Linked DNA regions of Homo sapiens: all the other regions are linked to region 1. Evidence: chromatin contacts called from ENCODE Hi-C or POLR2A ChIA-PET data. All regions are on one chromosome and are shown on one strand. The core of a region is the stretch at or near the end of the contact, and the rest is flanking DNA. Distances in the headings are between cores, read along the strand shown.

Region 1 (7,394 bases), core at 3,064-5,563:
TCTAGAATCAGAGATTTAAATGTACTCCAGTATTTCACACTCACAATTAAGCTTTCATGTATCAAAGGTCTAGAAATGCATACCTGTTAACTATCACTGACAAGCTAAACTGACAGCATCCTCTTGACCAAGCCCCCAACCTACTTTATCAAGAAATCTCTTATTTTGAATCTTTAGTATAAAATAATTTCATAAGCCAAAAAGAGGGGGGAATTGTTTTTAGACTTTCAATAAATCTTTAAACCCAAGAGAACACGTTACTATAGTCACTAGGAATTGCATTAAGAATAAAACAAGACAGGATAACATAAAAGTCCATGACCCTTAAATCTCAACTAGTCCAGACTTCTGATTAAATATGCCTTTGAAGAAAATAAATTGTACAGACAGAGTTATTATTACTTATTTACTGTATTTATGGAGATGTTGACTTGAGAACAGGTGGTGCTTTTATTGCACTCAGAGACATCCAACTCTTAAATCCTTTAGGACACCCTCTACATGCCTCAACCCTAAAATGCTATACACCAAATCCACCAATTTCTTTCCACCTCAAAACTGTCAAAAGGAAAGTCATAATTCATCAGAAAGAAAGGAACACAGTTATTAATGGCAAAGAAGTCAAGACCATGTATTTAAAAAAATACAATGAATCACTATTTTCTTTTAGCTTGAAATTGGAAAACTCGAAAAATAAATGGCATTTCAAAAATGATTCAGCAAACACAACTGAGCTATAGAAGATGATGCTTGTAAGAATCCTAAGGGATTCTTCCACGTCAGGTTTAAAATATAAAGGAAGCACTTCTCTAATATGTAGTCTAGTTTTCAATAACCAACAACTACAATCAACACCACTGTAATTTATTTCACAATCAAAACCAATATCAGACACGTACAGGTACACTAAAAAAACAACTCATTTTGAAAGGAATTCATAGCTCTATTTCTAAAATATTAAAACAATCATAAGACAACTCACAACCTTGACTACATCTATACTGCTGTGAAAGTCTCAAAGTTCCACTCAAATCTTTAATTCTAGTCTTCTAGTAATTCAAATGGAAGTACCCCTCAAAGAATTTGTCAGGCAAAAGAGGAGAACAGCGCATGGTTTACTGATCTAAGAGATGGAAAAATTGCCCCCCTCCCCCAAATTTTGAAGCCGTTTTTTAGCAATGATTATTTGATAGTAATTTTCACATTCAGTCCAACGGTATGCAGATTAATTCCTTGCCCTGGGCCTAGGGCTCAGACACAACTCCTAAGAACCTTCCAGCTTACCGCACTGGTACAAATTCCTGATACTTACCACAGTCATGGCTGCGCAGGAAAATGTGAACAGCTGAATATTCCAGCTGCAACAATAAGGTCAAAGCTCATTTCAGTATTAGCAAAAGTGATTCTCTGCTGAGATCTTGGTCGGGGATGCAAAGTACTAGCCTCAAACCTGCAGGCTGGCACCTCAACAACTGCTGCAAATTCTACTGCATGCCCTGGCTTCCTGGGCCAGCACTGCTTAATTACTAGACTCTGATACGATGCAGATCACTTTTCGCAAAAGGGAAGCAATGGGCTTTTAGACCAATACTTGAGTTGTTCGGTTTCAAATGTTCAAATCCTTAAAAAAAAAAAAAAAGGATTTCAACAACTTAAGTTTAATGATTTTATTATGATTCAGAGCCCAGTTGTTTTCCACCATAAGAGTGCCACGTGAAAAGATTATCCTTTTCCTAAATACAATTAGCTTTCATTGCCACCTTTCCCTTTTTGTCACCCCCACGCAACACTCCAAGATCACAAGAATCTATGTGAAACAGCTATTAAGAACAATACCCGCTTGCATTCTCAGGCTAAATGTGAGAAACCAATTTTAGTCACTTGCTTCAGCAAAGCTATCAGTACAAGCCATCACCTACGGATTTCAAGATGATTGATATGTACAACCTCTACTGCTCTATGCCACAGGTAATAATCTGTTCCAATTTCATACTGCATGTTCCTGGGTGGGGTCAACATTTAGAAAACCATTAACACAGCACTATTCTAAAAAGGGATGTGCAAGTATTACTTTTAGCCAGTGTACACTTGTGAAAGTTTCAAATGAAGGAAAAATGAGAGCAAATATATCCGATGTATGAAAAATGTTAGCAACGTTTTGATTAGGAATAATTGCATGAATAAAACCAAATCGACATGTTCTCAAAAGATATATTTTAAGGCAGGTAGAGGAAAGCACTCAGCTTTCAACCCTTTTTCCTAACTACAGAAAAATCAAAATTTGCAGATGAACCCTTTCTTCCACATCATTGGCAGAAATAAAATCCTATTCCCGCCACCACCTCTTGCAATTAAGGAAGTTGCTACAAATAGCAGCACGGAACGTAAATGGTCCTGTTTCGCTCCATTCTTAATGTACCCTCTAGGAGTAAACAGGTTACTCAAAAAAGTCAGTAGCCAGAAAGCGATTTTCCCTATGGCTAACTCCCATGAAAATGAAATTCCCTTTTCTGGGGATTCTGAAGGGGGTAAACGTGGACGGAGGAGTCCAGTCACAGTCCGCCTTCTCCCATGGGTTCAAGGTCTGGAGTGCTCAGTCCTCCGCGAGGCTTCAGACCAGAGATCGGCAGCACGGGCAGTGGCGGCGCAGCCTCCTCGCGGCTGCACATCCACCCGGCCCACCCTGACAATCACGCTCGCCTTTCAAACACCCTAAAGGTGAGCTTTGTAGGCTGGGTCTCCAAAGTTTGCCCGGCCTCCGGTCAGAAGCCGCCCGCTGGCTGAGCCCTAGGCAAGGCTGAGTCTTGCCCTAGTCTCCGGCTCCCTCAGCCCCCAGCTCTTCTTTTGGGCCACCGTGACAGGTCTAGGTTTACCTCCATGTGCTCGTGGCAGAGGAAACAAAAGAAAGCAACCTCCCTGAGAATAAAACGCCATCTTCGACTAATTGGCAAACTGAGGGGTCCCCGGGTCGGTCCCCCCACGAGTCCCCCCCACCACCCAGCCCGAAGGCGGCCCCCAGTTTCAGGCAGAGTTTGTAACAGCTCCGGGAAGCCCTGGTCGAATTGTCCTGGGGGCGAGGGTGGGATACCCCGAGAGCCCTACCTGCCTCCCCTCCCCGGCCGCCTGGGCACCGTGTTTCGGTGAAAAGGAAGAAGAGGGGTGGTGGTGTCTCCCAGAGACGTAACTGCCCCCTCAGAAAATTGTTGTGAGGGACCCGGCGAAGGGGCTGGCGAGCAAGCAAACCGGCACGCGCGGAGCCGCAGCGAGTGTACTTACAAAACGATTCAAGCTCCGGCGGAACATCGCGTCGAAGGCTGCCGGGCGCTGAGCTGGGCTCTACCGGGCTGTCTGGGAAGGCGCCGTCCACAAAACACACTGCGGCGTGGGCCGGCGGCGCCAAGCGGAGCAGCGAGGCGGGCGGCCGGGCCACCCGCTCGCCGCCTGCCCCCCTCGGCTCTCCGCGCTCCCCCGCCCCCCAGCCGCCCGCAGCCTAGCCGCCGCCCCGCCTCACTCGCGGCCCGCCCCCGGCCTGCCTGACCCGGGGGCGGCGGCCCCGCGGATCGCCCTTATCTGGCCCCGGCACCCCGGGCCGGCAGCTCGCGCAGCACCCACTGAGAAGGCGAGCCCGCCGCGCGGGGGAAGGATGGCGGAGGAGCGCGAGGCTCCTCCTGTGGGGAGGGGGCGCCCCCGTCTCTCCGCCAGCGCCGGGCTCGGCACCCCGCGGGATGCGCTCTTCCCCGACGCGGCACCACCGCCCGCCTCCCCGCTGGACTCCGCGGCCGCCCCCCTCGGGGCACGGGGAACCCTCCCGAGGCACCCCGCGCCTCACCTCGCCTCAGCCCGACACTACTCCCCTGTCTCTGTCGGGAGCCACAGCCTCCCTCGCCCCGGCCCTAACTCGTCCGCCGTGCCGCGCCGCGCCGTTTCGCTCGCAGCCCCTCCTCGGTCCGCGGCTGCCGCGCCGCCCCGCGCTCTGGTCCCGCACTCGGGCCAGGGAGCCTGGGTACAGCCAACCGGCCCGCCCTGAGCCAGCCGACGGCCAGACTCCCTCTTCCGGGCGTGGTGGAGCCGGGCTCTGAGGCAGGGCACCGTGAAGACCCCAGCGCGGGAGGGGCGGGGCGGGGTGCGAGGGGGGACTAGTTCTGAAAGCCCACCCTCCTCATCTGCACCGACGAGGGTTCCCCCTCGACCCTCGCGCCGCTGTACTCCCACCTACGCGGCTTTCCCTCCTCTCAGTCTTTCTCTCGTCCTGCCTGCCCACCTAAGCCTTCTTACTTCCACTTTCTCTGAGGTTGTAAAGTCAGGCTTTGTGTCGTTGCTGCTGCGCAGCGGGGCGGGATTTCCCTGACCCCCACCCCGCCCCACCCAGGCCCCTCCCGCTCGCCCCCTCCCCCTCCTTGCTCCCGGGGCAGCCTGGGAGTTGTAGTCCAACCGTCCCCCTACTTCGCCTGGTACCGCGGGCTGGGAGCTCCCCCACACGCTAGTCCCGGGTTTGCCCAGAGGGTTGAAGAAGGAAGCGCGGGCTGAACAGCGGGTTCTCCACGCCGGCCGGCTGGGTGTGGAGGCCGGGCGCACTCGGTAGCCTTCCTAGCGGTGGGACATGTGAGAAGGCTAAATTAGGCAAAGCTCCGAATCCTGGGAGCTTTCCCTGGAACGCAAAATGTGCGCATCAGGAAACCCTCTACACCCTCGGCCCCCAGCTTAGAGCTGGAATTTGCGAAACTTTAAAAATTACAAAAGAAAAGCGAGTCCAGAATTGCCACGAGGCTGGGCATCCCTCCCAACTACCACAACCCCACCCCTTTTCACCGCCCCTTAAGGCGGGGCCCAAGGCTGTTGGAGAAGAACTTGCAGATTCTTCTATAAAAGTCAAAAAGAAGGAAAGGGAGTTCAGAGACTCTTACACGAGTCTTCCGCCTCGCCGCGTTCTCCTGCCAGTTTAGAGCTGGGGACAGGGCCCAGCCACACCACAGGCCTTCCCAAAGGTCGCGAATAGGCCTTTACTACTAGGCATAGGCGCTTCTCCTTTACCCTCCGGAGTTCGGATTCATTTCAACAAACCTTTGCTGGGAATTTTCTTTGTACCAGGCACTGTGCCAGGGCTGGACACAGCGATTTCTTAAAAGACCTCCCCAACAGGGTGGTCGCAATCTGGTTGGGGGATACAAACAAGCGAAAATGCCACGTTAGAATTTAATAATAGCTAGAGTTCAAAGTGCTAGAGAAATAGGGGAGAGCGACATTGCATCTGAAAATGGGGTTTGGGAAGTTTTCCTAAAAGCCCTGGAGATTAAACTAGCCCTTGAAACGTGGGAAGGCTTTAGAGGGACCTGACTGAGCCCAAGGGGACAAAGTCCAGGGTAGAGGGAGAGGTCGGTGAAAAAGCGCAGGACAAACTAAGAAAGAGATCACGCTGTAGTGGCAGACGCCCAGGACGTGTAGGTAAGGGCGGCTCGAACGAAAGCTAAAATCTAAAACTCTTCAAAAACATGTTACGAAGTTTGAACTTCATTCTGCGATCAACGAGAAGCCCATCTCCCAATAAAATGCAAATGCAGGAGACCTAAGGTTTGTTCCCAAACTGTCCTAACTGCCAAGAAGTAAAACCAACCGTTTTCAATTCTTCCCCTCTTATGATTCCTTCTCTGCTCACAGTTGAGCCTGTATCTAATGATTTTTAAGATTTATGTTAAATTTATATTTATATTAATCAGATATTATGATATTTTATTGACAAAAGAGATCTAAAGTTTTGCTCTCTACTGCTTTAAAGATTTTCAAATAGAGTTATTTTCTAGCTTTCTAGCTTTACCTTTTTTTTTTTTTTTTTTTTGAGACAGTCTCACTCTGTCACCCAGGCTGGAGTGCAGTGGCGCGATCTTGGCTCACTGCAGCCTCTGCCTCCTGGGTTCAAGTGATTCTCGTGCCTCAGCCTCCCAAGTAGCTGGGATTACAGATGCCTGCCACCACACCCGGCTAATTTTTGTATTTTTAGTAGAGACGGGGTTTCACCATCTTGCCCAGGTCTCGATCTCCTGACCTCAGGTGATCCACCCGCCTCGGCCTCCCAAAGTGCTAGGATTACAGGCGTGAGCCACCATGCCCGGCCTCTAGCTTTACTTTTATTGAACACAGCAAATACTGTAATTTCTTCACTAGTTTATTTGTTGAACGACTGCTATGTGGCAGACATTATTCTAGATACTGGAATTGGGAGGTGGAGGAGGTTATTGTCTTTAGTTCTAGGTATAAGTCTAGAATTCTTACCAAAATACATCCTTATCAATAAAATAATAAACTAATTTAGACATTTGGGGATACAAGTGCTTGCTAGTGAATAGTAAATAATATCGTTCCAAATTCAATTCTGTTAAACAAGTGGAAAAAATGTACTTTGCTTATAGATTCAAACAGATCAACTTTAAAAAATATTAGAGACCTGAAATTTTTTTTTGTTTGCATTATGCTCTCATACATACCCATTGTCATGTTACTGCAGCCTAATCACAGGAATTTTAAGATTCCTCAAGATATAGCAGTATTGGGCCAGGCGCGGTGGCTCACACCTGTAATCCCAGCACTTTGGGAGGCCAAGGTGAGTGGATCACCTGAGGTCAGGAGTTCGAGACCAGCCTGGGCAACATGGTGAAACCCTGTATCTACTGAAAATACAAAAATTATCCAGGTGTGGTGGCGGATGCCTGTAGTCCCAGCTACTCAGGAGGCTAAGACAGGACAATTGAATCGCTTGAACCTGGGAGGTGTAGGTTGCAGTGAGCCGAGATCGCACCACTGCACTCCAGCCTGGGTGACAAGAGCAAAACTCCATCCCCACCCCCCAAAAAAGATATAGCAGTATTGTTGATTTTTATTTGTTATAATTCTGCTATTTATTCTCTCAATTTATTTCAATACGCCACCTATACTCATGGGTCCAGTCTAATTTGCTCAACTATAAAAATGCAATTCCAGGCATTTTTATGGGATTTTTATTCCAGGTATTTTTATGGGAGGCCGAGGCAGGCAGATTACCTGAAGTCAGGAGTTTGAAACCAGCCTGAACAACATAGCGAAACCCTGTCTCTACTAAAAATACAAAAATTAGCTGGGCGTGGTGGCACGCACCTGTAATCCCAGCTACTCGGGATCGGGAGGCTGAGGCAGGAGAATCACTCGAACCCGGGAGGTGGAGGTTGCAGTGAGCCAAGATCGCGCCAGTACACTCAAGCCTGGGCAACAGAGCGAGACTCCGTCTCAAAAAAAAAAAAATGCAATTCTGGGGGCAGGATGGCTCACACCTGTTATCCCAGCACTTTGGAAGGCGAAGGTAGGAGAATCGCTTGAGTCCAGGAGTTTGAGTCCAGCCTGGGCAACATAGCAAGACCTCATCTTTA
Region 2 (7,394 bases), core at 1,808-4,307, 4.4 Mb before region 1:
TACACACATACACATATAGATATTCACAAAATAAAATATAAACTCCTCATAGGAAATCTTGTAATTCTTCAACCAAAGGCTAGTCTAAGCAACAAGTCAACCCAATGCATTTATTCGGTGGGCTGAAAGTTTGTACAGTATTACTCAAAATTGACTTTAACAGGCAGGGCACGGTGGCTCACACCTGTAAACCCAGCAATTTGGGAGGCCGAGGTGGGTGGATCGCTTGAAGTCAGGAGTTTGAGACCAGCCTGGCCAACATGGTGAAACTCCATCTCTACTCAAAATATAAAAATTAGCTGAGCATGGTAGCACATGCCTCTAGTACCAGCTACTCAGGAGGCTGAGGCAGGAGAATCGCTTTAAGCTGGGAGGCAGAGGTTGCAGTGAGCCGAGATCATGCCACTGTACTGCAGTCTGGGCGACAGAGCAAGATTCCATCTCATAAAAACTGTGAACTAGGCAAAGTTTGTTTCCAGGAAATAATCACATCCCCATCTTAATAATCCCATCCCTATCTAATATTAGGCACAATTCTTAGCTGGCCCCATGATCTCCAATCCTTGGTGTTACATCCTGTATAATATTCTTTCCTTGAGTGTGGGTGGGACCTGTGACTTGCTTCTAGTTGAGATTATCTACATTACATAAGGCTCCATCTTGGAGTAAGAGATTTCTCTGCTGGCCCTGAAGTAGCAGCTATGTTGTGAACAGCCAATGGAGAAAGCCATATGGCAGAGACCTGCAACAGAAGGTGGACCTGAAGGTGGCCTCTGGTCACCAGCAACAGCCCCAAGGAAATGAATTCTGCCAGAAATCTGAATGAGCCTGGAAGCCAGTTCTTTCCCAGGTGAACCTCCAGATGAAAACAGCCTGGCTGACACGTTGACTGCAGACTTATGAGACTAAGTAGAGAACCCAGGTAAACTTAGACCTCTGACTCATGGAAACTGTGAGATAGTAAATGCTTGTGTTGTTTTAAGCCACTAAATTTGTAATAATTTGTTAAACAGCAGTAGAAAACTAACACACTGCCCCCAACAGTCCTATATTTTTTGTACCCTAGCCCATGTAGGCATTGCCCTTCTACACTGACATTTGTATCGGAATGGAAATGGGGGCTTCTAGTATCTTTTTCATCCTTATTTCTTCATTAATTCCCTACTTTCCACCAGAATGGCCTGAAATGCACCATACATAGTACTATCTTTGGCTGAGTTTTTGTTCATATCATTCCTTCCAACCCAGATTCCCTCTCTTCCCTTTTTGTGCCTTGTTCGTGAAATCCTATGAATTTCTAGACTGGACCATTGTTTCCATAGCACTTTTTAACTTGCATCCTTGTTTGTCCCTGATTCATATACTGCCATATGACTTCTTTTAAAATCGTATTTCTCTGAGAATGTTATTGAATGTGCATATATAATATATGAAACATATACACAGAACATACATATATATATAGAGAGAGAGAGAGAGAGAGAGAGTGTATATAAAATATATAAAATACTTTTTTGAGATGTTATCTCATTCTGTTGCCCAGGCTGGAGTGCAGTGGTGTGATCTCAGTTCACTGCAACCTCCGTCTCCTGGGTTGAAGTGATTCTCCTGCCTCAGCCTCCCAAGTAGCTGGGACTACAGGCGCCTGCTCCCATGCCCGGCTAATTTTTGTATTTTTAGTAGAGACGGGGGTTTCACCATGTTGGCCAGGCTGGTCTCAAACTCCTGCCCTCAAATGATCCACCCACCTCGGCCTCCCAAAGTGCTGGAATTACAGGCATGAGCCACTGCGCCTGGCCAAAATATATAAAATATTATGTATGTATATGTCATCATCTCTCCTCAATGAAACTGCAAACTCATTGAAGTCCTGGATTCCACATTGTCAATAGTAATTGCCAGGAATACACAAGTCCAATTTTTAAAATTGTGTCATATGAAGTAGTCAATCAAGTGTGGTTGGCCACTTACTGAGTCTCTTCACAGAGCCAGACCTGAGAGTATCCGTAATTGTTACCCTAACCTCAGGGAGCTGCATTTTCCTCTACTGAAAATTGAATACAATGCCATCTGCCATAATTAATTCAAAGATTAAACAAGGCTACCGTGGGTGCCTGGCTCTTCATAGGCACTCAATAAATGTGAGTTGAGAGCCTGCCCCTGTGGTCCCAGCTACTTGAGAGGCTGAGATGGGAGGATCGCTTAAGCCCAGGAGCTGGACGCTGCAGGCAGCTATGATGGGGCCACTGCACTCCAGCCTGGGCGATCAAGCGAGATCCTCTTTATTTATTTATAAAAATAAATAAATAAATAAATATGTGAGTTGAATCACAATCTAGGTTTGCAAACCTCCATGTGTAAAGGCTGCGCAGAGGGAACAGTGGTGGAATTATCACAGGCAGGCCAATGTTTCAAAGAGCTTAGTGAAACTGAAGAAGCTTGTGCATACAAAAGGCCAGTTTAGGTAACTGTAACTGTGTTTAAGCTTTAGTTTCCTTTCTAAGTAGATATATGTGGAATGCAAGGCCAGCAACCAACTCACAAATACTGATCAAGACGGGGGAGGGATCTAAAGGAATGTGAGTACGTCCTGCCAGGAAAGAAGTTTGCTGCTTCTGAAATATTTTCGTCTTCGCCACTGGCAGGATTGATCGATTGCAGTTAGCGAAGAATTTTCTGTGCAAACTGTCCAAGCATCTGCTTCTGTACTTCTGTACAACTGTTGCTCAAATTCACTCTTCTTTTCGAATCACCATCTTTGAAGAGAGACAGAAAAATCCATTTAAACCACCCGAACTAATCATTCGAACTGCTTCCAAGTCCTTTAAAGGAGAATCCTAGCGAGGGTCCGTAACACTTCCCCTTACCCTCTGCCTGGGTTCAAACTTCAACTCCCAGGGTTCGCCCAAGTCCCTCCCCTAGTCCTGTCATCTAATGAATATGCAAATACCACATAATTGGCAGCCAATGGCATGGGTTCTGGTCACATGGTGCCGATGGTAGGTGAGCAGACAGAAGTTGTCAGTGAACAGAGACGGCGCTCAGTCTGGGGCGAGCGCTCTAGTGAGCGCGGACGGATGCTTAGGCAGTAGTCCTGGCAGCGGCAGTAGTGGTGGCAGCAGAAGAGAGGAAGGGGGAGGGCCCCGAGGGCTACACACGCTCACACTTTCAAGTTCCCTTGGAGGGAGAGGAGGTGGGGCTGCAGAAAGAGGAGGCCAGGAGCGGTCCCATCCGTCCCGTCCCGTCCCGTCTCCCCCTCTTCCTCTTGCTCCTTGCTCCCCGGCTCTGCGAGAGTTGAGGGTTCAGGTGGCCGTACGCGGCAGTGAGGGCAAGAGGGCCGGGAGAGTGGGGAGCGGAGGCAGGAGTGCGGGGGAAGATGCCCATCCTGCTGTTCCTCATAGACACGTCCGCCTCTATGAACCAGCGCACTGACCTGGGCACCTCTTATTTGGACATTGCCAAAGGCGCTGTGGAGTTATTCTTGAAGGTAAAGGGAGGGGAGGGGAGAGATGGGGAGAGCTCCCGAGGGATTTCAGGGTGTGGATTGAGGTGCTTCTGTAACGTTTGTATCGCCCTCCCCCCTCCTTTCCTACGCGACCCCCTCCGTCATCCCTTGCCCCGCAGCTGCGCGCCCGGGACCCGGCCAGCCGTGGAGACAGGTACATGCTGGTCACCTACGACGAACCCCCGTACTGCATCAAGGTAAAGGGGCTACGGGTGGGGGGACAGGCGGGAAGCGGGAGCAAGTCGGCGGGGGCTGCTTACCCCCCTGCCCCCGCCTAAGGCGGTCCTGCGTCGCCCGGCGGGGCGGGCGGCGAGGGGGTGCGCAGAGGGCGGGCGGAGTGGTGCCGTCGGCGGCTTCGGAGTAGCTGTCGCGCCTGGGGTCGGGGAGAGGGGACCGGGGAGGAGCAGCCCCGGGGAGAAACCGCAGGAGGGCCGAGCTCGTGGCGCGACAACCGCAGCCGCCTCGGAACATGGCGGACATTTTGCTTTTGTATGAGCCTGCGAGAGGGAGACTGAGGGCGCTGCTGAGATGGAAAGGAGGGAGGGGAGGGAGGAGCGGGGAAGGAGGGCCCGAAACCCGGAGGGAGGCTGCGAGGCGGGCCCGCCCCTTCGAGGCGCACCGCGCGAGGGTCGCCGCGCGGGGGGCCGGACGGAGCCTGCGACTCCGCCCCGAGGTCCTGCCGGCCGGGCGCGCGGGCTTTCCCGGAGCCTGGGCTCCTCCTCTGGCCCCTCCTTCCTCCCCCGGTCTTCCTCCCCCTCCTTGGGCTCTTCGCTGCATCTCCTCCTTCTCCCCCTCTTCCTCCTGGTCCCCTCCCCTTCCTGCTGAGAGCGTGGCAGAGCCAGCCGCCGGCCTTCAAAGACTAGACAACCGCCTTTGCACTCGTTGGCCTCTCACCACCCCCGCGCAATCGGAAATCTGTCCGCGACGCCAGTCTCCCCACCCCCAGACCCGGAGAAAGTCTTTGCGTTTCTGCTCCGGAATTGGCCAGGTTCAGCCCCGCTCTCAGTTACCTTAGCTACTGTTACTGTTTCATTGGAAATTCCAGCGAAGCAACGACACGGAGGGGGACGTGCCAAGTGCGAACCCACAGGGGCAGAGCTTTTTAGGGATCCGCTCTACCTATTTACATCATAAATTAGGTTTGTGCTAGCCACGTAGGAATTAATCCAGGGACAAGAAAGAAAGGAAGGGGAGGACTCAAATGTGAGCATTTGTAATAGTCAAGTTCGATGATTTGATTCTGACCTACAGGAGAAAAGTAGGGAGGACGGTCTCTGTGGGGTAATTTATGTTCCTATGGTGAGGAGATAAAGAACTGCTGCTTTGCCTGCAGTGGCCAGATAAAATGGAATTTAAACTGTTAAATCAACCTGCATAAGAGTCCTGCTTGCATATTGAAATTTTAAAAATACTACCACAATCCTTGACGTCTTTTGTTAGGCTTTTTCTTTTTTCCTCAGAATAATCGTAATAGTGCTAGGGAGACGCAGTCTGGATGTGTTGTGATCCGTTTCTGTAGAGTGAGGTGTTTTAATGAATGGAACCTACCAAGCTGAATAGTTGGCCAAAGAGTGTTCCTTCAAGCATAAGGAAACCAAAGAGAAACTAATTTTGTAACTCGTAGCTTCGGTTAACTGTTTAATTAGTAGGTTCCCCTTAAAACTGTTCTTTTTTCGATAATTTGTTTTCAGTTTGTGATTCTATCCATTTAGAAAAGTGGAACAAGTAGACATCTTTCAAAATGCCGTAAGCTTTTTAAAAATGTCAGTTTTCCCAAAAGGATGTGATCATTTTTTTCCACATAGAAAAGGAGATGTTTATACATCCTAGGTCTGAATGTCTACACTCTTCGACTGCTAATACAGATAAGAACCGACCATTTGTAGTGTGGCCATTTGAAGACATGCTCCTTAATTCGAAGTAGTAAAAAAGATAAACCACAAAGCAGTGTGCCTTCTTTTCCTTAAAGGAACAACTTATTGGCCGGGTGCGGTGGCTCAGGCCTGTAATCCTAGCACTTTGGGAGGTCGAGATGGGCGGATTGCCTGAGCTCAGGAGTTTGAGACCAGCCTGGGCAACATGGTGAAACCCCGTCTTTACTAAAATACAAAAAAACAAAACAAAAAAAAAAACGGCCGGATGTGGTGGCGGGCGCCTGTAATCCCAGCTACGCGGGAGGCTGAGGCGTGAGAATTGCTTGAACCCGGGAGTCGGAGGTTGCAGTGAGCCAAGACCATGCCACTGCACTCCAGCCTGGGCAAGAAAGTGAAACTCTGTCGTCAAAAAAAAAAAAAAAAAAAAAAAAAGGAACAACCTATTTATCATTTTTCCATATGCCAAGAAGGATTGTTTAAAGATAGTTTTCCATCTGTAAAACTTATCAAAACAGTATTTACAGAAACTTGGGAAAGGAAATAAACCTCATTCTTAACAACCATCATTACATCTTTTAACCTAGCATTGTGATTACAGTGCACATATTACTTTGTATTCTGCTTTTTCTACCGATTTTTATCCAATGAATTATTCCAGGTCGCCACATAGCCTTCATACTTAAAATTTTTAATGGCTGTGTAATTTATCCATGCTATTTTAAAGGCTCCAGATAGTTCTATAGAACGGACAGGAAAAGTTGGATTTTGTTTTTAGTGGAAATTTCATCAGATAGCTCTTTTTATCCTGCCATCTTATATACTACATTTTTTTCCTAAAGCAAAAAGCACGTTTCCAAGTTGAGTTTGATTTTTTTTCCTTATGTAGGTCAGATATATGGGAAGATACTTTTTGTAATATGTTTAATTATTAATCGTTGGTTATCTTCTTCTTAGCCTATCTTTCCAAAGTTTTTCATTTTACTCTTAGGTGATAACTACATGTTCTAGAAAAAGGTTAATGATCTTAATGATGTTCTTGTCATTTTGCTTTCTATACCTGAATTAATAATATGCCATATTTTGGTAGCATTTTCTTTTTCCGAGTCTCTCTTCAATCACTCTCCTGCCAGCCTGCCTCCAACCCTCCTCAGCATGTGGTAACTATTTGTTCTTTTGCTTTTAGGATCTAACCAGCTTGGAAGGTCTGAAATTTTAGAACATCTGGTGATTTTTTTTTCTTAAAATTTAGTCTAGTCTTTCACTTGCTAATAGCTGGGAGCCATAAATGTCTGTTTTCTGTCACACTGATTATCAAATAGGTCTTTCTTTGATTGTCAGCGGGCACCTTAGTTCCTACTTAAAAACTTCACTCTCATTAGGAGTCTGAGGTCTTTTCAGCAAAGTGATGTTGGCTAGGATTTTATTGGTAGCTTATACTTTTGCAGAATATGAGTGTTTTTTTTTTTTATTTCTCTAAGGTTTGAGCGCCATTGTTTCTCTTTTTTCACAGTAACTGCTTATTTCTTAGGTCTTGGTTGTATCCAAGTCTAAACACTGTAAAATGAACTTTATTTTCTACTTGAAGGTTTGTTTCTATTGGTGTTATAACAGACATGAGTTGTGCATTTGGTTGGAAGATTTTTTTCTTAATAGGCATGCAACTCTTCCCAGTATATCCACTTACAAGATCCGACAATAAATCTTGTGAAAAGTTACTGTGACTGAAAATTTTCACTAATGTATACTGTTGAATATGTGACTATAGTATTTCACCAAAGACTTCGGAACGTTTTACTGCATACTCCTCACTATATAGCTGTGTGCTCTTTTAAAATTAGTCATACCTTTTACTTGCAGTCCCGGTTTGCATGGATAGAATTAAGTTTGACTTAAGTACCACATAAAAAGCGTACGAAATGTAAGCATCATGTGCTACATCTGTTATGTTGCTTTCTAGACAAGTTTTATGCATAGTGTTACAAGTGTTGACCCCACCTTTATACCGTGGTATCTTC
Region 3 (7,394 bases), core at 2,976-5,475, 3.4 Mb before region 1:
TTTTCTATCCTGTGCTCCTACCTGCTAACATCATTCACTTGTTAATAATTATTGTTTTAAAAAAAAAAACTCTTGTCAATAGACGTGTCAGATTTAGACCTGTGGTTTCAGAAAAATTTTTGGAGCAAATTTAAACATGTTTGGCACTATAGGTAAATTTGTATTTAAAAAAAAAAACAATGTTTGAGTGTGCTTTTGGTAATGCTGAGCTTTCTTTAAATGGCTTGTGGAGTCGTGAACTTTTGCTAATGATGTGGCTCCAAAAGGTAATACATATTAACATTAGACTTTAACTTTCTGTAAAATTGGTTTACTTAAAGTTGGGCGGGGGGTGTGATACTGTATTAGTATTGTTTTAAAGTGGACACTGTAACACGTGTGGAAAAACAAATAAATATGAAATAAAGTTTTAAATGACTCTGTGTAACTTTATATTCTAAAAACAGTATTTCTGACAGAATATAACGGAACCCATTTTAATTCCAAAATGTTACTTTCAAGTCACAGAGCCCTAAAACAATCTTACTATTTTCCTCACTCTGAGTAAAAATTACATCTTTACTCTCCTAAACTCTAATAACTTTTCAGATATAACTTGATAAAAGTACCAGAATACTAAAGTGAAGACAGCTTTTTGGAAGTTCATAAAACTAGAACTCAAAGAACTTTTTTTTTTTCCATTCTCAGCAATCCTTAGGTGAGTTAGGGATATAAAATAATTCCCTAAATGGCTGTGTAGGGCATCAGCCTCCTTCCATCCGTAGTTGTAGTTGGCTTAAAATTCACAGCTTTGCTTTGATTTTTGAGAGGGTGGTCTCTTTTTCAACAGATTATCCTTGTCATGGCTAACCTTACAAGTAGGCCCTAATAGCCACAATTTTTTTCACACTGACTTTTGTGGTTCCAGAAATGTTTCTATGGAAAATTTCATTTCTTTGGAGAGAATTCTAAATGGCGTGGATAGCTGGGATATATACAAAATAAATTCTGTATACATCTCAGTGTTGCTCGGGGTCTTCCCTGACCCAAGACTTAAAACATGGAACATAATACAGTAATACTCCACAAAGCATGAAAACACAGTCACGAAGTTAGGCATTACCAAAACGTCCAGCAGGTAAGTCTTCATCATTGAAGGTGAAAGCACTACAAAACACTTAACGACTCGCTTTTCTGCTGAAAATAGCAAATTTGGGTTTGCAGAATTTCTGCAGTTTGAGTCATCTTAGGTCAGGAATTCATCGATCTTTTTGTCAGAAAGGAGTCTTTTTAGTTCCACTAAGCCTTGAGATTATAGGATGTGGGGATAGGAAAATTCCTGGACAGAGTGGGCTTGAAGGGACCATTTTTTAAAAATCTGATTTGGTATAGTTCAGTAATTTTTCAGAAAGAGTTCTTAGGCCAGATAGGTGAGTCCTATCTGGAGTGCAGTCTCTGCTTTTGTAGGTTAATGTATATTTATCCACCAAGAAGGCTGTGGCCTATTAGGGCAGAAGTACAACACAGATCACCCCATATAAAGGTCAGAGGGAAGAATGAAGCACATATTCAGAGAGAAGCCAGCTATGTAGATTCTTCCTAGGTCCAGCATCCCTTTATGTGGCCCATCTACACTGCAGTCCTGGAGTTTCAGTAGCCGCCCCTATCTTTATAACCCACCCCCCTTTTTTTTTGTTACCTCGAGTGTTTCTATAACTTGCAAGAAAAAAAACTTGTAAAAGACAGGTTACAAAGACAGAGATGCTTTCAGATTACCTCAGTCATTAGGGAGTTATTCTATGAATATGCAGGGAAATGAGAAAAAATAGGAACCAGGCCTCACAGAGACCACAGCATTGTGCAATTATAAACTGCCAGTTCTCACGACCAAACAGAATGCCATTACAGGTACAATGTGTGTACCTCTCAACTCCACTGCCTCACTAGTATAGTGACTCAGTGACCCTTCTTCGCTGCTTCAGCTGCTCCTCTCACCCGTGGGGAACTTCTCCACAGCAGGCCTCTGTTCTGCCTTTTACCTTCCCTGGGAGTATCTCCTTGCTTCTTTGCTACTCTGACCACATCCCTGTATGTTCCATACTCAAACTTTCTGGGAGAGGTTCTTACTGGCTCAGTCAAATCCAGTCTAGAATGCAGAGCTATCTGCCAGGTCACCACACAGACCCTGGGCAGCCTTTGGGCCAGGATGGCTGGGTGACATGGGACATAAGCATAAGGAACCCTTTAAGTCACCTGCTCAAAAGACGGTTGTGGTAGAGCCGGCACTCAATGATATGTGCAGTAGGGTGGTGTCGCATATTATCACCTATGCTGTGAACTCGGGAATGAAATGGGAGCCCAATAACACATTGCTGAAAACAGCTGTATGCTATTTTTGGATCCAGGAAAAAATATTTAGCAAAGTTTAAGCCTAATAAAACTCACATTACCTATATCATAAAAGTGCACACAAATTCAGTTCTCCAAGAGTTCCTGCCAGAATGAGAACTTCATGAAAAAGAAATGTAATTTAAAAAAAAACTAACCCAAACTATTAAAAACTGTTGTTATCGTTGAAACCATAGATTCACACAACTGGTGTGTGGGGAGCCAGGATTTTCTAGAAGTAGTACTCAACTGCTATGTTTAGAAGTGAAGGTCACTGGAATAGTGAAATAATTTCTTCTGGTAAGGTTTTCCCGGACCTCAAGCCCGGGTTATGATATTTATGTTTACACTAATGGGTTCCTTATTATTTTAATGAATTAGTATTTTTTAACAGCCGCTTTCATTTTTGTGCAGAAATATTGGTAAGTATAAACCACAAACAAACGTTTTTTGGGGTTTTCAATGTTTTAGTGTAAAGAGGACCTGGAACCAAAAAGTTTGAGAACTGCTGTCCTCCAGCATCTCATATCTGTCAGGTGCCAACCATCTTAATTCTGTCTCCCCTGAGCTGTGCCTGTCTTGTCAACTCCTGGGTCGCCAGAGCCTCACGCAGTGCCCTGCACTTAGTAGGGGCTCAATAAATACCTGCCCAACTTAAAAATATGGACCTTTTCCTTTTCAGCAATGAGTGTAATTCCTGAAAACAAAGTTCTGTTTAGAACAAAAAGTATGCTGTGTCTTTCTAAAAGAATGACAAAGAAGCGGAGTTTCCCGGCCAATAAAGCTGGTGTTTACACTGGGATGTTTACATTTATGCTTAAGTTTCAAGTTCGAAGCTCGAGCGCCACTGAAATCTGCAGTACAAGAGGCAGGCAACTGCTGCCCTTTCCATCCTTCCCACGGAGTCGAACTCCAGCCAGAGGAAGGTATGAGACCGATAAAGGAGAAGGCTGACACCAGAAAAAGAAAGTTGGCCCTTCTACCCCTCATTCGTTCATTCATTCGCTCATTCCGCATTAGACACCAGAGCCGGTGCCAGGAGTTTAGGCTACCAAGATGAACAAGATCCGGTGTCTATCCCCGGGTGTCGTAAAGAAACAAGTAAAAGACGCGGTTCCTGAGCGGGGGAGGGGCCTTTGGGCGAAGGAGGCGCGTCGTTTTCTCGAAGCCAGAGAAATTTGTCCTGTCCGCCCCACCCACTCCCCTAAGATGGCGCCCTCGCGAAACCCGCCCGGCCACCCCCGCGAGGGAATATTCCCACGCCTTCCTTCCGTTTCCCTCCCGGGCCGGCCGATCCGCCGGGGACCCCGCGGAGCTCAAGGCCCTTGAGGCGCCGCGGGATCCCAGTGGCCCTCGCCCCGCCCCAAACCCGACCCCGGTGGGCGTCGACGCGCAGCAGCAGCGGGTCCCCCCAACCCCGGCGCCCCGCCTCCCCGGGCCTCGCGCCGCATGCCGGCGTCGGCGCTTTTTGACGCCATAGTGGGCGTGTCGGCGCGACCCGCGACGTCGCCACGCGCCGACAATGGCGGCTGCGTCGGCCTGAGCAGGGCTTAGTTTAGAAGTAATTTCCTGACGTTGCCGAGGGAGCCGCAGTCGCCTCAGATCCGGTCGGCGGCGGCGGCGGTGGCGGCGGCGGCAGCGCGCCTGCGCGCTCCCGCAGCGCCCTGGACCTAGCGGCGGTGCCGAGGCCCGGCGGAGCAAGCCAGGTGGGCGGCGGCGCGGCCGAGCTCACAGCATCAGCGCGCGCGCGCGGTGGGCGGGCAGAGAGGGGGGCGGTGCAGCCGCCGAGCGGCCGCGATTTCCCGGGGACTGCTGGGGCGCAGCGGGGAGGCGGGCCGGGGGGCGGCGGGGCGCGAGCAGAGCGCGGTTGACCTCCCTTTCTCTGCTCAGCTCCAGCGTCATTTCGGCCTCTTAGTTCTTCTGAACCCTGCTCCTGAGCTAGGTAGGAAACATGAGCGGCACCAACTTGGATGGGAACGATGAGTTTGATGAGCAGTTGCGAATGCAAGAATTGTACGGAGACGGCAAGGATGGTGACACCCAGACCGATGCCGGCGGAGAACCCGATTCTCTCGGGCAGCAGCCGACGGACACTCCCTACGAGTGGGACCTGGACAAAAAGGCTTGGTTCCCCAAGGTAGGAGAGTGCCACGGGCGCCACTGCAGAGCGGGCCGCCTGGCCAGCCTCGCGGGGCACTCCTTTTACGTTTGCTTTGCTGAGATCCTTGGTCCTTGGTCCTAGCCCCCTTGAATAGCGACGCTTCTTTTTGTTGTGTTTGTTGGGGCACCGATGTGTAAAAGAACGTAAATCTTTAGGGTAGTGTCTTAAATGTAATTTTTAAGTCTTTTCTATGCTTTATTAATCTTGTCTGTGAAGGTCACAGTTGATTATTACATGACTGCTTTTTATTGCAAAGAGGAAAAATACCAAGAACAAATTTAGTAGCTGTCCATTTCTGGTAGCCAACCCCACTTGTCCTAGGAACTCAGATGTTTAGCTTATGTACTATGTGCAAAATGCAGTTTCTTGATTTCTTTTTTAAAGTAGCTGTTTATATAGCTTTACTAATTGAACTTTCTTTGCACCTTGCTTTACTTTCCTAGTAAATTTTGTCCCTAGGCATATATGTTTGAACCATATAACCACAGGAATAAGACTGGAGATACACAGAATACAGATGGAAAATCTGTGTATGTTTGTTTGGAATACTTGGAAATTGCTAAGTATTTTTATTTCAGCTTCGAAGTAAAATAACTAATGTTAAACTTGATTCTGTAAACTTTGTGGTAAAAGTGCCCTTTTAATCTGGCTCTCATGAGCAGGAAAGGGCACACTAATAGCACACAAATTGACTTGCAAGTCAATGATACAAAACCTGTCTCCACTGCGCGACTGGACTGCTATTGTAAAAATTCTTTTGCAACTTTTCTTTCCCATTCTGTATTTGTATATATATTCCAATCCCTCCAGATTGTTAAAATTTACGATTTCACTTCTGTGTTGGTAGTGCTAGTTTGAGTGCAGATTTGGTTTCTTCAGCATTCTGAATACTTTTAACAAAGGTGTGATAATGGATTAATGTGTGACTTTATCCTTTTATGTTGTTGAAGCCCATACCTCTTCAAACTTTGGGTTTTACATTTTCCCCATTCCATGCCTGCCTAATATTGATTGGTATGATGATATAACTATATTTCTTTCGTTTTGCAATAACGCTTTTCCCCCAAAGGGGAGGAAGATAGATATGAGTTGGATTTGTCTTTAATTTGTTCTGATACTAAAATATAACGTCATTTAATTTGTGATAAAGTTAAAATGAGCATTTAGTTTTACAATTGTTAACCCCATTCTTTATATACCAAATCAGAGTTCTGTTCTGTGTGCTCTCTGCATACAGATATTTAAGTACTTATTGTACATGTATATTGGTGCATCTGTACAGTAAGAGAAAATTGGATTCTGTGGTTAGATTATTCATTGACTGTTGGTTTTTATTGTTTTATTATCTGGTTCTTCCTTTGTTGTATGTATTTGTAGCCTTAGTCAAGTAGTGTAGAGAGGTAGTAATTAATAAATGAAACAACTAGAAAAGGTGCCAGCATCACTTAAAATGCTTTAAATCGTATCTCAGACTTTTGCATTGATCATCTAAGTACTTGTGTCTTATTTTTTATCACCGTATGCACAATTTTCTATAGAAGGTGACTATTCTTGCATTTATACCTTAATAACTACAACTATTATCCACAGAAACACTTTTGTGTTAAGTTGTATAACTATGCTGTAAAAACACAATTTAAACTTCTTATGAGTGGAAATAATTTTGAATTTCTCTGTCCGGGTCTGTTGAATTGCTTGTGTAGATTACTGAAGATTTCATTGCTACATATCAGGCCAATTATGGCTTCTCTAACGATGGCGCATCTAGTTCTACCGCAAATGTTGAAGATGTCCATGCTAGGACTGCAGAGGAACCTCCACAAGAAAAAGCCCCGGAACCCACTGATGCCAGAAAGAAGGGAGAAAAAAGAAAGGCTGAGTCAGGTAAGTGGTTCTAGCTTACAAATTTTAAGTGTAAAAATTAAAAATATGGGTGTGCATAGGTACAGTTGCTTTTTCGAGAATTATAATAGCTTTGAAGGAATAAGGTGAGTTTTTTCTTTAAGGTAGTGTCAGTTATAAAGAATCAAGATAAACTGGCCATCTTTTTTCCAGATAGGGCTCTAAAACTAATTATTTCTCAAAAGATTTAAATCTTTTGAAAGCTGGGTAGTGATTTGAGTTAGTTTATCTTGGTCTTTTAAGAGTAACAGAAAGGTCGTCCTGGAAGTTTCAAGAAACTGCTGCTTTGTCAAGATTCCATAATATGACTCTTATCTTTTTTTGCAAGTGTTTTATTTATTTAATTAATTTTGATTTCTAGGATGGTTTCATGTTGAAGAAGACAGAAATACAAATGTATACGTGTCTGGTATGTATAACTTTTTAAACAGGTTTAAGGTAGGAAATACTTAATTTTGAGATTTTTCACGAAGTGATTTTTAGCTTTCAGTTTCTCCAGAGTCCATTTTTTATCATTGTGTCATTTTTTGTTCAGCCATTTATATTAGTAAGGAATATGTGTGTTCATTACAGAACCAAGAAATTTAGTGTGTAACTTTGCATACCAACCTTTAGGCCTGGTTAATGTAACTTACAGCAGTGTGTCCCTTCCCATTCAGTGAGGCCCTCAAGAAAGCATAATTTTAATGTATATTTGAACACACAAAAATGTGAAATTTCTTCAGTTCCGTAAATGTAAAACTTTTACATACATTTAGAAAATCAACATTGCATTCACCTAAGTTATAGATTTCTAATTGGTAGAATGCTAAGTAATTCACCTTCATTATCAATTATAAATGTTTTTTAATTTTTCTTAAATGACAGGTTTGCCTCCAGATATTACAGTGGATGAATTTATACAACTTATGTCCAAGTTTGGCATTATTATGAGAGATCCTCAGACAGAAGAATTTAAGGTCAA
Region 4 (7,394 bases), core at 2,637-5,136, 3.0 Mb before region 1:
CATCTACACTTACTCTCATTTTAAAAAATTTTATTTGGTCGGGCACAGTGGCTCACACCTGTAATCCCAGCACTTTGGGAGGCTGACGCAGGTGGATCACCTGAGGTCAGGAGTTCGAGACCAGCCTGGTCAACATGGCGAAACCCTGTCTCTACTAAAAATTACCTGGGTGTGGTGGCCCATGCCTGTAATCCCAGCTACTCAGGAGGCTGAGGCAGGAGAATCACTGGAACCCAAGAGGCAGAGGTTGCAGTGAGCCGAGATCACACCATTGCACTCCAGCCTGGGCGACAGAGCGAGACTCCGGTTCAAAAAAAAAAAATCTGAAGAGCAACTGGTCAATCTCTTCCAGGGTCCGGAGCAAACCAGGAGCTGCTTTCAAATGGTATATAGCTTTCTGCTTCTAGATGGCATGGCCTTGCTCCAGAACCCTAAGTGTCTGCACCACCACACTCGGCTAATTTTGTATTTTTAGTAGAGATGGGGTTTCTCCATGTTGGTCAGGCTGGTCTCGAACTCCCGACCTCAGGTGATCCACCCGCCTCGGCCTCCGAAAGTGCTGGGATTACAGGCGTGAGCCACCGCGCCCGGCCACTTTTTCATTTTTATTTTTAACACAACAACCAACCAAGTAGGGTTTATTCTAGAGACACAAGGCTGATTCGGTACTTGAAAATCAAGGTAGGCTGAGTGCAGTGGCTCATGCCTGTAATCCCAGCACTTTGGGAGGCCGAGGCGGGTGGATCACTTGAGGCCAGGGGTTCAAGACTGCTTGACCAATATGGTGAAACCCCATCTCTACTAAACATACAAAAAATTAGCCGGGCATCGTGGTGCATACCTGTAATCCCAGCTACTAACGGGGCTGAGGAAGGAGAATTGCTTGAACCCAGGAGGCAGAGGTTGCAGTGAGCCGAGATCGCGCCACTGCACTCCAGCCTGGGCCACAGAGCAAAACTCTGTCTCAAACAAACAAACAAAAAAATCAGCGTAATCCATCACATTAATAGTCTTCAGAAAAAAAGAAGATCATAGCAATTGGTGCAAAAAATTTGATAAAATTCAATATGATGAACACTTCCAGCGAACTCAGAAGGCAACTTCCTTCACCCAATAAAGGGCATCTATAAAAATCTGTTAATCTCACTTAATGGTGAAAGACTGAAATGGTTTTCTCCCAAAAACTCCACACTCACCACTTCTACTTAACATCATATTGGAAATCCTACCAACAAGGCAAGAAAAAGAAACAAAAGGCATACATGTTGGAAAGAAAGAAATACAGCTGTTCCTGTTTGCATACAACATGAGAAAGTGTACAGGGCTGGCCAGAGGTGGCAGGCGGGGAGGCTAGTACCTGTCCTTGCCGTCTCACAGGCTTTGTTGTTGGAGAAAACCAGGCCTGCCTGGTGGATGCTTTTGCTGCTCTGGGTCCTCATACATGTTGCAGGGTTGTAAGGAAGCAAAAGATGAACATGGTTTGGATGGGCCGGCTGACCAACTCCTAGAGCCTCCAAAATATACAGAATATGCTGGAATGGGTTAATAGGCTTCTGGAAGGTAGTCGTGTTGCCCACATCAGCTGAGTAGCCCGTGGTGGGTGTGCTGTTTACGTGGATGGTGCACAGTCTCAGCTTATCTCCAGGACTGGCTTGGTGCCCAGCAGGTGGCTGGAGCTGGCGACAACAACACACTGGTGGCATCAGGAGAGCTGCGTCTTGTAGACTTTGGTGATGCTTCACTTCTTGAGGTTGACATAGGCATACGCCGTCCCTGCAGGGAGCCTTAAAGGAAGACCTCAATGTCACTGTTAGAGTCTGACCAGGGTCGGGGCCTACGTCCTGGAGGTGACCTGGGAGGCAGGGATGTAAAGCTCACACCTTCTTGTGGAGCGGCGGGCCCTCCTAAGGTTTGCTTCCTTGGCACCTGGAGGAGCTGGTATCCAAGCTCCAGGACTAGGCCTGGGAGGCTGTCCTGTTTTTTTTATTATACACGTTTTCAACCAAAGGCAGACCAGAGAGCCATACTAATGCAGCGGTAAAGCACAGAATTTTTATCCAAGCTCTGGTTACTTCCAACCGTGACCGCTCTCACGCTTGCTAGCTCCAATTTCCCATTCCTCTTCACAAAGGATGTGCCCTGGCAATCATGCTATTCTGCCCTGCAAATCTTGACATGGGCTTCTCCACTCCTTTTGATCAAGTTCAACCTTTTCACTCTCACAATTCCCTTATTTCTCATCATTCGCATATTTCCTTTCATTTCTCCTACAACTTTTTCAACATCTCTAGTCCAAGAGTTAACTTGATATATTTCTACACGCCTCGGCTCACCGCCAGCACGATGCCTTTGTTGTCTTGAATCGCCGCCTGCCAATCACCAGGAGACACAGACCTCTAGGAGCGAGGGAACTTGGACAGAAAGGCACTTGGCAAGGCGCACACGACTCAGCGTAAACAAGTGACCTCTTGTTCTCCAAAGCTCTTGAAACACAAGAAGGAAAAATAACAAGCTCTTCTACTATCTGTGTCCTATCATACCTACAATACTCTCTTGGTCCACATGCAAGCACTTTGCATTATAGTACACCACAAGGAGAAAAAGGTAAGACAGGATTCTTAACAGAGGTCGTAAAATAAGGTCCCCGCCGCTAAGAGAAAGAAGACTTTCTTCCAATAGCATAGAGCAGGACTCCACCTCCACCTCCCTTTTCTTTAGTCTTTTGCCCTTCCATCCTCCTTCCAAGACTAGCGTTATCCAATAGAAATATAATGCAGGTCACATACTATGTAATTTTACATTTCCAAGTAGCCACATTAAAAAAATTAAAAGAAGCAAGTTAAATTGGTTTTAGTAATGTTTTATTCAACGCAGTGGACCCCAAATATTATGATTTCAATCACCCATGCAGTAATTAGAAATGTTTTCTTTTTCTTTTTTTTTTTTTTTTGAGACGGAGTCTCGCTTGTTGCCCAGGCTGGAGTGCAGTGGCACGATCTCGGCTCACTGTAACCTCCGCCTCCCGGGTTCAAGCGATTCTTCTGCCTCAGCCTCCTGAGTACCTGGGATTACAGGCGCCCGCCACCACGTCCGGCTAATTTTTGCATTTTTAAGTAGAGATGGGGTTTCACCATGTTGGTCAGGCTGGTCTCGATCTCCTGACCTCGTGACCCGACCGCCTGGGCCTCCCAAAGTGCTGGGATTACAGGAGTGAGCCACCGCGCCCGGCCCCCCTCACGCTTTTTTTTTTTTTTTTTGACGGAGTCTCGCTCTGGTGCCCAGACTGGAGTGCAGTGGTGTGATCTCGGCTCACTGCAACCTCCACCTCCCAGGTTCAAGCAATTCTTCTGTCTCAGCCTCCCGAGTAGCTGGGACTACAGGCGCACGCCACTACGCCCGCTAATTTTTGTATTTTTAGTAGAGACGGGGTTTCACCATATTGGTCAGGCTGGGCTCGAACTCCTGACCTCTGGTGATCCACCCACCTCGGCCTCCCAAAGTACTGGGGTTACAGGCCTGAGCCACCGCGCAGGTCGAAATGTTTTACTTTCTTTTTGTCTTTGGTAGCTGGAGTGCATTTTACACTTACAGAACATCAAACTCGGAAAAGCTGCATTTTAAGTGCCTCATAGGCACCGCACTGGACCGTGCGGCCCTAGAATGCCACACCCCCTAATTCCTGCAGCCAGAAATGAAGATGGCAGGGGCGGTAACACTGCTAGTTTGGGACTAAGAAAGGCAACCTCGGGAGGAGGCGAGCCCCTGCTATGATGAAACTTCTAGGACAGCCTCCCTTCGCCCCCCCCAACCTGTGCAGGGCCTAGCGTGGCTGCAAGCGAGGCAGAGCGCAAGGCACCGCCAGAGCCACGGGAAAGGGCGAGGCGGGGAAGTCTGGGGATGGCGGGGCGGGGCGGGGCGGCTCGGCTCGGCGGGGATCCCCACGCATGCGCACCGCGACAGCTCACGATGCCCGCCTACTGGCGCCCTAGCAACCGGGTTGCGAACCATGTTCTATCCCGACTAAGTGGCCGTCCTGGGAGTTATAGTGCCACTAGCCGGCCTCGGCTGTTCCCTGTCCGAGGCTCTTGTCATTTCCGCTTATTTCCTCCACGGGTGCCGATTTCATGTGTGTGTTCCCGAGTGCCTGAGCCGGCTCCCGAAATGAGTACTCGTGGTTTCCGCGTGGGAACCAACCTCGAGCGCCAGTGGCCCGCCCTCTCCGGGCTGAGGTGGCTGCTGAGGCTGGGGCTGCTCCTGAGGCTTCAGGGCCGCCCGCTGCACGGCTTTCTACCTTCCCAGGTTAGCCGCGGTCAACTTCTGCCAGGCGGAGCGAGAAATCGCATTTTGTCAGGTGAGGATTGGAGGGAGTGAGAGAGATGTGAGGGGAAGGCTTCGGGTAGGGGTATAGGGCCGATAGGGGACGACCAGGGCCGAGAGCTCATGGACTTGGACCCGGAATGCCATTGCCTTCCCTGTGGGTATGTCTCAGGGGCTTTCAATCTCGGAGTCTCCCACTTCGCGGATCTTTCCCGCCCTCTCAGTATCTCCTCCTTCCTCACAGTTCCTCCCCTTCCTCTTCTTTTTCTGCTCCCTCCCTTCCCTCTCATCTCGTCTTCTTCCTTCTCCCTCTCGGCTCCAACGCCTACTGTTTCGGCCCCACCTTCTTATCTTGGCTCCTCCCCTTCCCCCCCTTATCGACTCCTTACCCAGTCTCTTTTTGTTCTGCCAGTGCTCTCTCGGCTCCTCCCCCTCCTCCTTTCTCCTGGATGCTACGCCCTCTCCCATCTCCTTCTCTTTCCCCTCCCTCTCGGCTCCTCTCCCTACCCCTCCCTCTCTTCTCCTTTACCTTCCTCCTCACTGCTGCTTTTTCTAGTCTCTTCCCCTCTGCTCTTCTGTTTTCCTTTTTACTGCTCCTCCTCCTTCCTCTAAGTCCTTCCCACTTCCCTCCCTATTGGCTGCTCCTCCACCTCCCTTTTGGCTTCTCTCCTGCCTCAACTAACTCCTCCCCTCCTCCCCAACGCCTTCGGTTCCCTCTCAGCATCTGTAACCCTTCCCTTCCCTCCACCCTTTCCCTCGTGTTCTTACACAATCTTCCATTCTGGACACATACACTCATTGTGGTCTTTCTTAAATACATCCCCACCATGCTGTGTTACCCCTCACTCATATGGTCTCACACTCTTACCCCCCTAATTCTTGTTAATCCACTTGGGTCTCCTGGGTCCTTTCTCTGCAAACATAGTGTTATTTACTTCTAGAGATTTGTGAGAATAAAATGAGATAGTACATGAAAAGCACTTACGACGGCACCTTGCACATAGTAAGCTTTCAATAAATGGTAACTGTCATCATTATTACTTTTCTTTAGCCAGGGATTCCTGGCACAATTCCTCTTCAGCGTGTCCCTCAACCACCAGTAATTTCTTGGCTCCCTTCCTTAGTAGCCTCGTTGTTTTCATTGTAAGCTGACTCAAAAGGAATTTTTCTTGCAAGTAATCAATTCAAAAAGTATTAATAAATAAGACTTATGTTCTGATCTCTAGTTGCCTAATCTAGGGTGTAGGGGGGTATTCTGGTAGAAGGCATCACAAATGCACACAAAGTTGAGAATGGTGCTGGTGCCATCTGACTATAGACTTAGCCAACTTTAAGGTTCTAGGAGTTTTTAAAGGCTAGTTCTAGGTGCAGCATGTTTACTTTTCAAACCTGGAGCTTGCCTTTCCCTGTGAGAAATATTGATAGCAGTGTTTTGAGCAAACCTCTTGCCAAACACATGTAAGAAATAGCATCCTTTTTATATTTTTTATTTGCCTTTTCTCTGACTGTTTATATCTACTCCTTGCTCTTTATTCTTTATTTCAGCAGGCTCCCTAACAAAGAAACATGATTAGTAACATCTGGAACCTTTCCTTTCCTTTCCCTTTCCCCTTCGGCTTCCCCTCTTCTTTCCTTCCTTCCTCCCTCCCTCCCTCTCTCTCTCTTTTTCTTTCTCTTTCTTTCTCTTCCTTCCTTTCTCTTTCTTTCTTTTCTTTCTTTCTTTTCTTGCTTTCTCTTTCTTTCTCTTTCCTTCCCTTTCCTTCCTTTCTTTTTCCCTCCCTCCCTTCCTCCCTTCCTTTCTTTCCTTCCTTCTTTCTTTTTTTTGAGATGAAGTCTCACTCTGTCTCCCAGGCTGGAGTGCAGTGGCACGATTTCGGCTCACTGCAACCTCCACCTCCTGGGTTCAAGTGATTTTCCTGCCTCAGGCTCCCGAGTAGCTGGGATTATAGGCACCCGTCACCACGCCCAGCTAATTTTTTTTTGTTGTTGTTGTATTTTTAGTAGAGATGGGGTTTCACCATGCTGGCTAGGCTGGTCGAACTCCTGACCTTAGGTAATCCACCCACCTCGGCCTCCCAAAGTGCTAGGATTGCAGGTGTGAACCACTGCACCTGGCAACATAAACTTTCTATACTGAATGAGACCTGTTTCCGGTATTTGGGGTTCACACATTTAAGTCTGTGATACATTTTGGGTTTTTTGTTGTTGGAAGATGTGAAAGGTTGAGATTAACTTTTTTTTTTGCCTATAGATATCTAATTTCTTTAGCATGGTTTCTTGAAAAGACTATCTATCCTTCCTCCGTGAAATTGCTTTTGCACCTTTTCAAATTTTTTTTGGCAGAGGCTTGCTCTGTCCCCCAGGCTGGAGTGCAGTGGCACCATCTTGGCTCACTGCAGCCTCCACCTCCTGAGCTCAAGCGATTCTTCTGCCTCAGCCTTCTTCTTCTTCTTCTTTTTTTTTTTGAGATGGAGTCTTGCTCTGTTGCCCACGCTGGAGTGCAGTGGTGTGATCTCGAGTTCAAGCAATTCTTCTGCCTCAGTCTCCCAAGTAGCTGGGATTACAGGCATCCGCCACCATGCCCGGCTAATTTTTTTTTGTATTTTTAGTAGAGATGGGGTTCCATCTCTACTACATGGTTCCATCTTTCTACATGGTTCCAACATGTTGGCCAGGCTGGTTTCGAACTCCTGACCTCATGTGATCCGCCCACCTTGGCCTCCCAAAATGCTAGGATTACAGGTGTGAGCCACCTCACCTGGCCCTGCCTCAGCCTTCTGTGTAGCTGGGACCACGCCCAGCTAATTTTTGTAGTTTTAGTAGAGACGGGGCCAGTCTGGTCTCAAATTCCTGACCTGAAGTAATCCACCTGCCTCGGCCTCCCAAAGTGCTGGGATTACAGGTGTGAGTCACCGAGCCTGGCAACTTTTTCACCTTTGTAAAAAATCACTTGGGCATAGTTGTATGGCTGTATTTCTGAGTTTTCTGTTGTACTGTTACATTGGTTTGTGTGTCAGGCATTAGCTTTTTGATGATTAAATTTGCATGCAATACCTTTGTGGAGTGCCATTGTTCTA

The links. A loop is a pair of places that touch in the nucleus more often than their neighbours do. ChIA-PET counts read pairs that join two places held with the same protein, here RNA polymerase II (POLR2A). Pooled maps may share reads with other maps.
Region 2: a loop to region 1 is called in a map of CD8-positive, alpha-beta T cell, with 19 times the contacts of the local background. The contact joins the promoter of INTS6L-AS1 here to the promoter of ATP11C in region 1. A Hi-C loop is called at or near these places in 3 of 168 maps with a recorded cell type or tissue (CD8-positive, alpha-beta T cell and naive thymus-derived CD4-positive, alpha-beta T cell), 2 of 37 single-sample maps with no recorded cell type and 14 of 50 pooled maps.
Region 3: a loop to region 1 is called in a map of CD8-positive, alpha-beta T cell, with 15 times the contacts of the local background. The contact joins the promoter of HTATSF1 here to the promoter of ATP11C in region 1. A Hi-C loop is called at or near these places in 2 of 168 maps with a recorded cell type or tissue (B cell and CD8-positive, alpha-beta T cell) and 11 of 50 pooled maps.
Region 4: a map of naive thymus-derived CD4-positive, alpha-beta T cell shows a loop between it and region 1 (20-fold over the local background). The contact joins the enhancer-like site here to the promoter of ATP11C in region 1. A Hi-C loop is called at or near these places in 1 of 168 maps with a recorded cell type or tissue (naive thymus-derived CD4-positive, alpha-beta T cell) and 5 of 50 pooled maps. POLR2A ChIA-PET finds 5 or more read pairs at or near these places in 1 of 52 experiments (GM12878).

The regions. Positions count from the first base shown.
Region 1 is chrX:139,928,740-139,936,133 of GRCh38, forward strand. It overlaps ATP11C (ATPase phospholipid transporting 11C (ATP11C blood group)), which reads right to left and starts at 4,314. Exons shown (of 30, transcript NM_001353812.2): 1 at 3,277-4,314. The coding sequence starts at 3,303. RefSeq lists silencers at 3,341-3,500, 3,541-3,780 and enhancers at 4,561-4,910, 4,951-5,000.
Region 2 is chrX:135,517,617-135,525,010 of GRCh38, forward strand. INTS6L-AS1 (INTS6L antisense RNA 1) reads right to left here and starts at 3,058. Exons shown (of 2, transcript NR_046740.1): 1 at 2,951-3,058; 2 at 2,467-2,756. INTS6L (integrator complex subunit 6 like) reads left to right here and starts at 3,044. Exons shown (of 18, transcript NM_001351601.3): 1 at 3,044-3,487; 2 at 3,625-3,702. The coding sequence starts at 3,377. RefSeq lists enhancers at 3,198-3,277, 3,308-3,367 and silencers at 3,618-3,887, 3,948-4,147.
Region 3 is chrX:136,493,367-136,500,760 of GRCh38, forward strand. HTATSF1 (HIV-1 Tat specific factor 1) reads left to right here and starts at 4,226. Exons shown (of 9, transcript NM_014500.5): 1 at 4,226-4,504; 2 at 6,232-6,412; 3 at 6,792-6,839; 4 at 7,298-7,394. The coding sequence starts at 4,319. It overlaps BRS3 (bombesin receptor subtype 3), which reads left to right. Exons shown (of 3, transcript NM_001727.2): 3 at 1-414. RefSeq lists a silencer at 3,567-4,236.
Region 4 is chrX:136,905,430-136,912,823 of GRCh38, forward strand. No RefSeq gene overlaps it. Among named protein-coding and RNA genes, the nearest start is that of RBMX, 28 kb to the left of the region's middle. RefSeq lists an enhancer at 3,586-3,635. Within about 2 kb of position 3,887, at least 33 of the 41 ENCODE cell types and tissues checked have a DNase peak (open chromatin) inside an H3K27ac peak, as active enhancers do.